Regions from separate parts of the Mus musculus genome. Here region 1 is linked to region 2. A link is a contact called in ENCODE Hi-C or POLR2A ChIA-PET data. All regions are on one chromosome and are shown on one strand. Each heading gives the region's core, a stretch centred on a gene start or an enhancer-like site at or near the end of the contact. The rest is flanking DNA. Distances are from core to core; before and after follow the strand shown.

Evidence for each region. A loop is a pair of places that touch in the nucleus more often than their neighbours do. ChIA-PET counts read pairs that join two places held with the same protein, here RNA polymerase II (POLR2A).
Region 1: a map of heart shows a loop between it and region 2 (1.9-fold over the local background). The contact joins the promoter of Ankrd12 here to the promoter of Twsg1 in region 2. A Hi-C loop is called at or near these places in 1 of 37 maps with a recorded cell type or tissue (heart). POLR2A ChIA-PET finds 5 or more read pairs at or near these places in 3 of 5 experiments (Patski and embryonic stem cell).

What each region holds. Positions count from the first base shown.
Region 1 is chr17:66,075,745-66,082,037 of GRCm38, reverse strand. It overlaps Ankrd12 (ankyrin repeat domain 12), which reads left to right and starts at 4,992. Exons shown (of 13, transcript NM_001025572.1): 1 at 4,992-5,154. It overlaps Ndufv2 (NADH:ubiquinone oxidoreductase core subunit V2), which reads left to right. Exons shown (of 8, transcript NM_028388.3): 7 at 1,151-1,227; 8 at 2,451-3,243. The coding sequence ends at 2,544.
Region 2 is chr17:65,947,182-65,953,602 of GRCm38, reverse strand. It overlaps Twsg1 (twisted gastrulation BMP signaling modulator 1), which reads left to right and starts at 2,416. Exons shown (of 5, transcript NM_023053.3): 1 at 2,416-2,536; 2 at 4,789-4,945. The coding sequence starts at 4,826.

The DNA.
Region 1 (6,293 bases), core at 3,743-6,242, 130 kb before region 2:
CTAGAGATACTATTCGCACCCCTAAAGGCTGACCTCTTTATACCTTTTACTTAACCCATTCCGCAGTGACATGGGTTCCAGCCTAGACATTTTCTTTGCAGGACAGTTTACTTTCTAGTTTATCTTTGTATTTAATGTGTAGATTTTTTTGATTTTAACTGTGGTTTGGTTGGTCTCTTATGAAGACTTCTTTTGTGCTGATCTGGGGTCCTGCTCCAGCCCTTCTTGGCTATTGAAAACTTGAAGAGAAGTTTGTTTGGTGTTTCTTGCTGAAATTTCTTTGAGGGTTTTGTTTTGTTTTGTTTTTGCCTCTGTTATGTACATCTCAAACAGGAATTAGTCAGGGCTTTATAAGAAGCATAAATTTTGATATAGTAGCCCACAGGCCTTGGTGTCTAAGAGATTTTTTTTCCCTTTTTTTCAATTAGTAGTTAGAGCTTGATTCAGGATAGTAGGTCTGTACTTATCAGGCACAACAGTGGTTATCAGGTGACAGATAATCACTCTGACCCACAGTGCCTTTTCAGGTTAGCATTTCTTTTATTCTTTGGTGTTTTCCTATTTTATATTTTCTTATTGCTGTGAAGAGACACCATGACATGGCAACTCTTATAAAAAAGAAAACACAGTTGGGGCCTTCCTTATGTTATGGTTTCAGAGGTTTAGTTCATTATCATCATGAAAGGAAGCATGGCAGTGGCATGGTGCTGGAGAAGTAGTTGAAGCTACATCCTGATCTATAGGTAGTAACAGAGACACTAAGCTTGGCACTGTCAGTGACACACTTCCTTTCGCAAGCCTACGCCTCCTAATCCTTTCAGCTAGTTCCACTCGAAGGTCAGTGAGTGAGCATTTAAATAGAGGAGCCCAGGGGAGCCACTCTTACTCAAACTTCTTCTTCAGAACAAGTTCAGGTTGAGTTACCAGTAAAGGACTCGGATGACTCCTCTGAGGTACTAGTGAGGCCAGAATTAAAACACAGAAAGACACTTAGTTTCTCCCTTTCCAGCTCAGTCTTAATATATATCGCATTATATATTGGAATTACTCAGTTATAGAGATCTTGGTAAGTAAGAAATGAATTCATTGTAAGGACTTACAGATTTTTTTTTTTAACAGCAATTCGTTAACGTCTTCAATTTTTCTCCAGGAGGATCTGACACCCAAGGATATTGAAGAGATTATTGATGAACTCAAAGCTGGAAAAGTTCCCAAACCAGGGCCAAGGTATGCGTTCATTTATATATATAAACTCTGATGGCATAACCTACCCTGAACTGCCTTTCACAGCAGCGGGGTTTTAAGAGTTTTGCTCATTCATAGGAGACAACTGGAACTTTGCATATCTAAAGTTCTCATCTAAAGCAAGATTTTTTTTTTTTGGTAAAAAATCCATAAAATACGGCTGGGGAAATGGTTCAGTGTTCTGTCCATGCAGGGCTAGGGTGAGACCGGGAATCCTGTGAGAGAGGTAGCTGGCCAGCCTAACTAAACCAGCAAGTTTACAGTTCAGTGTGATGCAGAGCATAAGGTAGAGAGTGATAGAGACAGACATCTAACGCTGACTTTGTTCCCCCATGTGCACATACATACACCACACAAAAACACATGTGCAAACATGCCTACATACATCTCACACATATATGGGAAAAAACTTTGTAAGATAATTATCTGTGACCTACCAGAATATTTATTCTGAAAGAGAATTTCCTTCAAATAGAAATTGCTTAAAAGTTCATGTTACTAAGAAGATTGATCTGAAATTAGCCTTCCTCTTATTCCCACCTAAAGATCCATTTTCCCTTTCAATCAATACAACATTATTTAAAACATGTTTTAAATTTTGATCATGTATAATGTATATGTGGAGGCCAGAAGACAGCTTTGTGGAGTTGCTTCTCTCCTTAAGCCTGTATAGGTTTCAGGTTTTGAACTTGGGTTGCTGTCCTTATCAACAACCACTTTTTCCTACAGACCCATGTCATTGACCCCAGACAAGATGATCTTTAATTATTACTTTTCTTGAAATAGCTATCTTGTATTCTCCCTATCTTTTTGTCCTATTTAATATCACAGATCTTTAGTTTTCCTTATGTGCCATAGTTTGGTCTCCATGGGATTTCTAGTTGGCTTGTGAATTCACAGTGATACTTAAAACTAACTGTAGTACAGTCAGTCATATGTCACATAACCAGCAATAGACAACAGACACAATGAAGTCCATAAAGTTACATCAAAGCTGAAAGTGCCTGTTAATATTATTTCGAGATAAGGTCTTACGATAGCCCTGGCTAGTGTGGAACTCACTATATAGACCAGGTTAGCAACTTAAAAACGCTCTGCCTGCCTTTGCCTCTGGAGTGCTGGCTGGGATTAAAGGTGGCCAGTTTTTTACAGTAAAAATTTACATATGCTAATCACTAATAATCATTACTTGCTTTTCTTTTCAGGAGTGGCCGCTTCTGTTGTGAGCCAGCTGGAGGCCTTACTTCTTTGACTGAACCACCCAAAGGACCTGGCTTTGGTGTGCAAGCAGGCCTTTAACTTGTATTCAACTGTAAAAAATGTCACTGGACAAATAAAATATGAACTTCCCTACATAAGCTTTATTCGGTTTGCTTATTCCCACCTGTACATCCTGGCAGTAATCTAGTAACTTGCAGCTGCTAAATATTATGTCAAAACAACAGGACCACTATCTCGGTCTACCTGTGAAGACCTATCATTATAACAGAATCAAGTTAAGAATTATTTTAGTGTTGCCCATTCATAGAGCCATGTCATTTTTATCAGTGAAGTAAAAGTTTTGCAAAACTTAAAATACATTTTTCCTTTGTATCTTTAGACACAGCCAAATTGTTAAATTTTTTATAAGCTTTATGTCAATGTTCCCTTTAAGCGTTTTAACATTTAAGAGCATATAGTTGTTACTGAAGTTTCTGACTGGTAAGACCTCCCTATCAGTACTACCGGTAAGAGAATTTTCTCAAAGTATTCCATTTATGTTTGCTATCTCATTCTGTAGCCCTGCTTGTATGTTTACCAGGCTGGCCTTCAACTTTGGGTAGTTTTGCTTCTGCCTCTCAAGTTCTGGGATTGTGGTAAAAGCATTATTTATAAAAAGAAAAGTTAAAATAATTTGATATTTCTTTAGCTATATTTATTTATTTTGATACAGGATCTCACTTTGTAGATCAGACTGGACTAGAACTCAGAGATTTAGTAAAGATATTCAAACCCACCATACTTGAACTTTAGCTATGTTTTTGTTTTTGTCGTTTGAGGCATGGTTTGGCCATCTTTGGCTATATTTTTAACACTGGAAGCACCTAAGAACTAACTGGTGGAGTTGGTAGGCTGGACAATGTGTTTGTATGAATAAAACATTACCTTCAACTCAAGAAAGGAGGTAATAGTGCCGTGCTTCTGAAAATGCAGAATAGAAATAGTTTTCATTCCTGGAATAATCAGATTGCTTCAGGATTTATCAAAGTCAGTGACCCTACAGGGACCTCATTATAGAGGTAGGCACTCAGGAGGCAGAGGCAGGTGATCTCTTGAGAGTTTGAAGTCAGCCGGTTCTATGTATGGAAGTCCACACCAGACAGAACTAATTAATGAGACTGTCTTTTTTTTTTTTTAAGCTAGATTTGATTTATATTATGTGGATTAGTGTTTTGCCTGTGCTCGTGGTGTGCACCAAATCCAGAAGAGAGCAGTGGACACCCAGGAACTGAAGTTACATAAGGTTTTGAGTGGTCTTGTGGGTGTTGGGAACAACTGAATCTAGGTCTTCAAACAGTGCTTTTAACCCCAGAGCCATCTCTCCAGCTCTGCCTATATAAAAAGACTAACTGGTTGTGAGTGCTTATGATTTAGGGTCTAAGGTAGGTCTTTAAAGTTAAGTTTTCACCAGAAATATAGCTCTCACTATACACCACTGTTGGGTACTTGGTTGGCATGAGCAAGGGCAGAGCTTCAGTCCCCAGTTCACACATACACAGATTTCTCTAGAAGACTGTTCATACTGAAAGTTTTTTATAGCTGAGAACAATGGAAGACAATCTATCCTGATTTTTTTTTTTAATGAAGGTTTATGTCCCTGTCAAGCCCAAAACTCACATCAGAATTTACAGCTTATTATTGATAGGACTGTCTTAAAATCATTAAGATACTAACGGATACTGAAGGAGGCCACAGTTAACGAAGAGGGAGAAGATGGTTTCCTGTGGAGTATGTAACTTCTTAGGGTGGTTAAAGCACAACGGTTGCAGGCTAACCGCTGTAGATTAAAGTATTCAGAAGGAAGTCTGAGGACAAGCTGCTGCGATGGTAAAATTTCCTCACACGCCCTATGAGACTTAGTACCACAGGAACAAATTTGGTGAAATTTCTGCTCAGAAAGGTCACAGGATCGCATGGCTAGAACTGAGCTTACCGATGCGTTCTTTGCAAGCAGTGCTTAGAGCCGTGCTTTGGGAACAGAGTGCGTCTGGCTGGGACATCCCTCGGCCCGCGCCGCACGAAGCGGCTCAGTCACGCAACCCGGACCTGCCCCACAGTGCTGCGGTGCCCTCCCGCCCGCACGACCACCGCTAACAAAACCCTCCCGGTTTCCGGCTGGTTTTGCCGTCCCAACTCAAACCCTGCAAAAATATGTGCGTTTCCTCCGCCGGGCGCCAGCACCCATGCCGCCTTTTGCACATCTCCGGTGGTGGTGACTGCGCGTGAGGAGCTCCCCGGCCGACGGCTCGAGGGCTGCTCCGACTCCCACGCGGCTCCAGGACTTCCGGCCCCCTCCACCCGCTCCGCTTCGCTCCCCAAGAACGCCACCCGCCGCCGCGCGCTCCGCTCCTCCGGGGAGCCCAGGGACGGGCGCGTCGGGGGCGGGGCACGGCGGTCACGCCGCCCGTCCCGTGCCTGCAGGAGTCACGTGTCCGCCCGGGTCACGTGCTCGCGCCGCAGCCAATCGCGGAGAACGCTGTCCAGGAGCAAGGAGGCTGTGGTGAGAGACCGACCAAGACCGGAGATGTTTTTAAGCCTGGCCCCGGCGGCATCAGGGGCTGTTGCAGCGGCGACGGAGACACCGGCAGCGGCGGCCACCCGGAGGTCCTCGTTCAGGGGGTGAACCCTTCTGCGCCCGCTGAGCCTCGGGTCTGTGCGGGCCAGGGGGGCGTGGCGACCAGAGGGGAGGAAGGAGGGCGCGGTTTCGAGTCTGTCCCGGGTACCAGGGAGGAGACCCTCAGCCCGGTGCCCCGTCTCCTCCCCGGAGCCAGGTAGGGGGGTTGCGCCTCTGCCAGCCGCGCCCAGCCGTGTGCTACGCGCCACTCGGCCCAGCCCAGCCCGCGGCGCGGCCGGCCGGACCGTGACAGGCCGTTGGTGGCCGCCCCGCCCGGCATCCTGACGGGTCGCGGCGCAGGTGGGGCCGCCGCTGGGCGACGCTCGGGCGGCGGCTAGCGCGAGCGCCTTGGCCGCCGCTTACCGGAACATGGCGCGGCCGGGAGGGCGCCGCCAGCGCACCGGGACGGACGGCATCGCGGGGGCGCGCCGTGCCGCCGCGCGCTCCCGGTGCCAGCGGCGCTGCGTGCGCGGTTGTCGGAGACTCGGTGCGGGCCGGGGCGTAGGAGGCGCGATGGTCCCGGGAGAGGTGCGTGAAAGCGAAAGAGCTGCGGCTCGCCGGAGCCAGTTCTGTCCTAAATGCCAGTGCGACCTGCCCTTGCCGCGTTGAGCGATCAGGTCTAGTTTGTGCCAGTTCCGATTGGAATGATGTTCAGAGACCCTTAGAGCGTATTGGAATCTTAGATCTGGTTTTTGGAGAGTAAGATGGAGATGACGCATCCTTCAGGATCCACGGCGTTGAATAAAAACGCTGTACAAAGAGGTCACCGAAGCCCAGCTGACAGCTGTTTTAATAATTACAGCGAGAATAGTTGAGGATGGAAATGAACAGTATTGCACTAGTTGAGTACGTCGGAAACATTTGAAGCAGTGTGGTTGTAGGGACTGTAATTTCCGCTGGACACCCCTTGAACTGGGGCGAAGTATGTTGCAAATCCGGCGATCAGTGACGCTCAGGGATTATCGTTAATTCTGTGGTTGAGACGAACCTGCATTCTCAGCCATGTGTTTCTTCTTATTTTAAAATGGCCTGAGTCAATTATAAAGAAAGATGAACTATCCCAGTAAGTCATCTGTTCATTAAAAACATATGCCCAAGTAGGCCTTTAAAAATCTTGCTTACTGATCTTTTTTTCATTTTCTTAAAGCGTTACACAAAGGCTTTCCTGGAGATT
Region 2 (6,421 bases), core at 1,167-3,666:
CCGGGTTGTACAGGGAAAAGAGGCAGAGCCCAAGTTTCCCTGGTGGGTCCTGATGCTCTCTTTGATCTGGATGTGTTCTCATTCGTGTGACCTTGGGCCATCATTTCAGGGTCCATCACGCAGGGCGTTGTTGGCGTCACAGAAATCTCCCTTGTTTAGGCGCAGCATTAGTCCTTTGTCGCAGTATGTCCGTCCGTCCGTCCAGCCTGTTGTTCTGAGGATCCAACATGGAGTAGAAAGACTCAGGAGACCTCACAGGACAGGGAGGAAACGAGAGAGAAACAAAACAGAGTTCGCATCAACAGTGGCTGAGCATCCTTACAAGCCACATGGTCCAGCCCACTGCGGTGGGTATTGGGCACAAATAGGGGCTCCTTACAGAGCCACCAGCATGGATGGAGCTCCAGGATGACGAGGAGTGTTTGATCCAGGGCTCCTGAAACCCAAGTCCCTTGGCGTCCCTTCAGGGTGGGTAAGCTGACAAATCACATAGTTCCCTACATGGGAAGCAGACAGAGAACGGGGTCCAGTTTATCAAACTTCAAAGTCAGCCCCCAGTGGAGTATCTCCCACCCCTCAGTCTTTACAAACAGTGCCACTGACTGGGGATATGTTCAAACACACAAGCCTACGGGGATAGTGTTTAATCCATCACAGTTTTATTTTTTTAAATGCACTTATTAAAATAAATGTTATCTATGTAACTATGTACTGGGTTTAATGAAATAATGAGCAATTTTAACTAAAAAAATTTAATTTCAAATATTGAAACGATACACATAACCTCTTTGAAACACTCCATGTTTTCAACAGTATAGAATCCTGTGAACAAGAGGTTTGGGAGTCAGTGATCTACAATAGCATTTTAAATGGTTGGACTAGCCCACTGATGTAGTGGATCGTAATCTCTGTAACTCATAAATAATGCTGAGAATAAGATCCGTAAAATTTAATAGGTGTAGACCCTTGTTTTCTTAGGGTAGTTTTCAGGGGAGCTTCATTTAATGTGTGGGATGTATATGCACCTATTAGTGTGTGCATATGTGCATGGCTGGTGTATAACATACTCTTATGTCATCCTATATTTAAAATAGTGTGTACACATGTATGTATGTATATGCACGCGCACCCAAGCGTGTGTATGTGCACTTGTGCACATGTGTGTGCACACACGTGTATATATGTGCGTGTGTGTGTATGTGTGTACTTGCATGTGTGTGTGTGTGTGTTTGCACTCCTTCTGTGGCACACATGTGGAGATCAGAAGATGACTTGCAAGAATTGGCTCTCTACTTCCACCTTGTGGATCTTGAGGCTTGACTATAAGGCTTGGTGGCAGCTAAATATAAGGTCATCAGGTTTGGTGACAGATGTCCTTATGAGCTGAACCACCACCTTGGGTGGCTTTCTTACTTTTGATTTTCCTAAACAGGGTTTCTCATGGCACCTGGAGCTTTAGTGAACCCAGAAATCCTCCTATGTCTACCTCCTTCTAGGGCTGGGTTTCATATATCAACCCCTGTGCCTGACATATGAACATATGGGCATATGAATCTGAACCCTGGTCTTTTACTAACTGATCCATCTACTCAGCCCCCGATTTTTAAAGAAAACCTATGCTTACTTTACAAAATGTATTAATACCAGCACTATGACCCACATTAGCTAGTAATTTATTACTATCCATCTCAGCCAATTTTTTCTAGGCTGCTGCCTCCCAGTAAACCAAGGAGAGTTTAAGACACTTCCTAGGTTAAGAAAGGGTTTGACACTAGGCCATTGCTCCCAAAGTGAACTGGCCATGTGGGCTCCAACTCAATGGCTGTGGAATATTGCTGGAAAAGCAATGGTTATGGTAAAGACCTAAATGTACTTTATTTGTGGGCTACTGGTGGGATAAGCCCCATCTTCCTAAAGTTCAAGACTCAATGACTGGTCAAGCCAATACTGACCTGACCTCCGTTCCAACTGAGGCTTCTTCCAGTTGGTCTCCCTCCCATACCTAGTGACATTCCTGAGCAGGATTCACTGCTGCCTTCTCTCCTTTTTGGCAGTGCCAGGCTTAACATTTTTATGAATTAGTGACTGAAGTGTGGGACAGATCCGTATCCAGTGATCCCTAGGTGCTTAAACACGTATTTAAAATGAACCTTGCCTCGCACGTCAAGTATCAGTCCTGTTCTATTCATCTGCCCTGTGCCTCATTCTTATATCCAGTAAGGAGGACAAATCAGCTTTGTGGCAGAGCTGCTGAACCGAACCGCAGGGCACAGCGGCTGGCAGCAGAGGTAAGCCGCCCAACAGGTGGCAGCAGACCAGACGGCTGATGGGCGGGGCCCGGCTCCGCGAGAGGCCGGAGCGCACACACCTGGGGGCGTGGCCGAGGGCGTGCCCAGCCCGGGCTCCAGGGGGCGTGGCCTGCAGCCCGGCGCGGGCCTGGGAGCGGCCGGGGACAGCGCGGGCCTGTGTGTCCGCGGCGCCGGGGTTCGCGGGAGCTGCTTGGAGGCTCGGCGGCCGGGAGGAGGCCGGGGCCACGGTGAGCGAGCTCGGGCGCGCGGGCGGGCGGCATCTAGGAAGCCAGGCCGCGGCGCTCGGCGGGGATGCGGGCGCCGAGAGGCCCGAACGGCGGGGACAAAGGGCCGCGGTGCCACCGCCTTCGGAACCTCGGGTCCGGGCGCTGGTGTGGGGTGTCGCGCTCCTCCCCCGCGGTCACCTGGATTCCCGGAGGACGGCGGGAAGACGCTCGGGGCAGCCGGGGGTGTCTGTGGGTCCCCGCGGCCGGCAGCGGCGACGGGGCCGCACCGGCTGTGGGCAGGATGCCCAGGGAGCCGGCTGGGTCCGCAGGGAGCGGGCGAGAAAATGGGATTACTAACGGTTCCCCGCCGGCGGGCAGGAGCTCTGGACTTTCTGTTTCAGAACGGAGTCATACCCCATGCAGAGCCTGTGGTGTAGCGCCATCTCCTAGTTTTGTAACCAGCAGGGTCCACTTTCTAACCGGCCCTACATCAAAATTGTATTTTATTGTTTTGAGGGGATTTATTTTGACTCCTTTAAAATAAAATGCATGCGTCTGTATGCGTATGCACACTTTTCGTCTTGGCACTGCTATAGGGGCCAGAAGAGGGCATTGGATGCCCCAGAGCTGGGCTTGCTGACCCTTGTGCCCTGCCAGTGTGGGTGCTGGGAACCGAACTCGGGTCCTCTACAAGAGTAGCAAGTGCTCTTAAGACATTGAGCCATCTCTCTAGCCCCTTATTTTTATCGTTAATTTATCTAACTTGGAAGTAAAGCTGGCCTGCAGTTCATTATCCTCCTGCCTTGCTTGCCAAATGCTGGGATCACAGGCGTGTCTCATCAGGCCCAGCTATTATTTAATTGATTTTGTTGGGAATTTGTGTTTTAGCCTTAAGAAATTATATCTTTAAAATTTTAGTGGGTGCGCGAGCGTGTTTATGCGCACACAAGCATACCTGTGCACCTGCGCCATGGTGTGTATGCCAAAGGACAACTTTGGAGGGAGGCAATTCTCTTCCTTTTTTTTTTTTTTTTTTTTCCTGGTTTTTCGAGGCAGGGTTTCTCTGTGTAGCCCTGGATGTCCTGGAACTCACTCTGTAGACCAGGCTGGCCTCGAACTCAGAAATCCGCCAACCTCTGCCTCCCAAGTAGAACTTAGGCTTTCAGGCATGTCAGGCAAGTGTTGTTAGCCACCTAGCTATCTTGCCAGCCCCCACTTATAACCCCTGTGAGAATTTGTGCTGGTGCCCCTCTGTTTTCTTTCTGTACTGTGATACTTCTTAAGAACAGAAGAATCTACCGTACTAACAGAATATCTTCCCATTTACCTACAATTCTTAATGCAGTTAAGAATGGTTGTGGTTCCTGCGCCTCTCCCCCAAGTCCTTTACCAACAAAGTGAGATAATCACCAGAATAATTTTCCTTCACAGTTTTGCTTTGATGCTCAGATTTTGAACATTGGAGCTGAAGGTGTAGTTCATGGTAGAAACCTTGCCTCACACACGCGAGGCCCTGGATTTCATCTCCAGCTGCACGTGTGAGCACCTACAGGGTGCTTTAACGTAACGCAGAAGTAATAGCTTTAAAGATGTATTTTTATTGTTTTTAATTATGTGTGTGTGAGCGTGTGTTCCGTGTTCAGGTGCCCCAGGAAGTCATAGGGTTCAGCGCCCCTCCCCCCGAAGCTAAAGTTACAGGTGATTTCGAGCTGTCCCAGATAGGTGCTGGGAACCAAACTCAAGTCTTCTGAAACTGCAGTAACATACTCCTAACCACTAAAACCATCTCTCCAGCCCCGGTGTGGGTGGGGCTGGCCTTGAACATGCCTCCTGAGTCCCTGCCTCCTGAATCCCTGCCTCCTGAGTCCCTGCCTCCTGAGTACCGGAATTTAAAAAGGCCTGCACCACCACACCTGGCAGTATTATTAGTTCTTACATAAATTATTTTAAATTGAATATGATGTTGAAACTTGAGTTGTAGCGCTACAGTTGGATCCTTTCGGATGGCTGGGACCTCAGCAGTGTTAACTAGGATTTTAATCATCTCCATGTCTGAGTAGTTTGCGGTTCATTCTTTAAAGATGGCCACCCAAGCCTGAATGTTTGAATGTTTAAGTGATCTTTGAGAATGTTCCTCAAATGATCCCTCAGGGGGTTGGACACAAGCAAGTGACTCTTGACTTATATTCCATGTTTTTTTGTTTGGTTTCGTCTTAGTTTGTAACCTACCACTTGCCTTTGAATTAAAGTTTCTCGTTGCTTTGTTTTTCTAGCTTCTTGGAAGCTACTGAGTGACTTCTTTGAAGAACCATGAAGTCACACTATATTGTGCTAGCTCTAGCCTCCCTGACGTTCCTGCTGTGTCTCCCCGTGTCCCAGAGCTGTAACAAAGCACTCTGTGCCAGCGATGTGAGCAAATGCCTCATTCAGGTAAGGATTCAAGGTACCTTCGTTAATACTGAAACATACTGTGTGCAGGTAGATACTATAGGGATATATCAAAGCAGGTACACACACCGTCTGAGCAGTGGGCCAGGGTCGGCGGTACCGAACTTTGTTTTTTATCTTTATGGCTATCTTCCATCCGACCAAAATTGGTTCAAGAAGTTCAATCTGCAGTATGCTAGTCTGCTGTATAAGCTGTTATGGGTGATGAGTGTACTACTGTCTACAATCTAGCTTAGATGACAGAGTCTTAATAACTATATTTAGAAGACTTTTAGCCTGTCAGTTAATAGATAGATTATTACATATAACGTATTATTTTCCGGTTGCTGTGTAACAGATTATATCAAAACCTAGCAACTACAGCCAAAATACATTATCTCGTGAAGCTTCTCAGGGACTCAAGTCTGGGAGGCAGTGTGGCTGGGTGGTTCCGGTTCAGGCTCACTCATGTTGCAGGCAGATTGTTGGCCAGGACTATAGACTCTTCTCCCAAGTATGTGAAAAATGATCCTTTCCAATGGAAGCGAGGCAAACCCATGTAATTACCTGTCGTTTTGCTGAGATGAAAAGTGACGGTCATTTGGTGACGTTCCTGTAGCTGGGAAATGGTTGTGGGTTTGACCTGTTCTGACCTGTTTCTGGCTGCTAAGCCCATGACTCTTTCACTCAGCATCCTGGTTACTATTCTCCATGATGTTGTGACAGTGACAGATAAATTATGTAGCTTCTCTCTCCCCATCCCTCCAGCAGTCTTTCTTCTCTTTGAGGGGGCCATGTCTTTTGTGTCCTCCATTCTAGGTGCTGACCATGGCCCCACGAAATTTATCAGCTATGCGTACAGGCTGAATATGTGTGAAATGTTTATGGCCAAAGTGTTTCACATTTTGAAATTTTTAGAATTGCATAAATATATATGCCAATATGTATGTATGTATGTATGTATAAGGCAAATATACATTTTACACACACACACACACACACACACACACACACACACACACGTATGAAATTACCTTAGTTGTGAGACGCAGTCTAAAGAGTAAACCTATTTGCTTGCCGTGCGCTTTGCTTTGCCTGGGAGTGACCTTCTGCAGTATTTTTAGCTGTTTTGACTACAACGCCTCATCGGCTGTCAGATGTGGAATTTTCCACTTGTGATGTCATGTTCATGCCCAGGAAGGTTTAGGGTTTTGAGCCTTTCAGATTACACGTTTACAAAGAGAGACACACAGCCTCTGTTAGCTTTCCATGTAGAGTGAGTCCACCAACTTTGGCTCTAATTCTCGCTTGAGACTACAATCATAAGTAATTTTATAGATCAAGGATTTTTATTTTTTGTGCCTATTCCTGATATTTTCCTCCTTTTCATTAGTAATTTGAATTCTAGTTACATGAATCACATACTCTGTAGAACCTTTAAAATTTGCCTTTCAAATCTAGAGAAATCTGTTATTAATT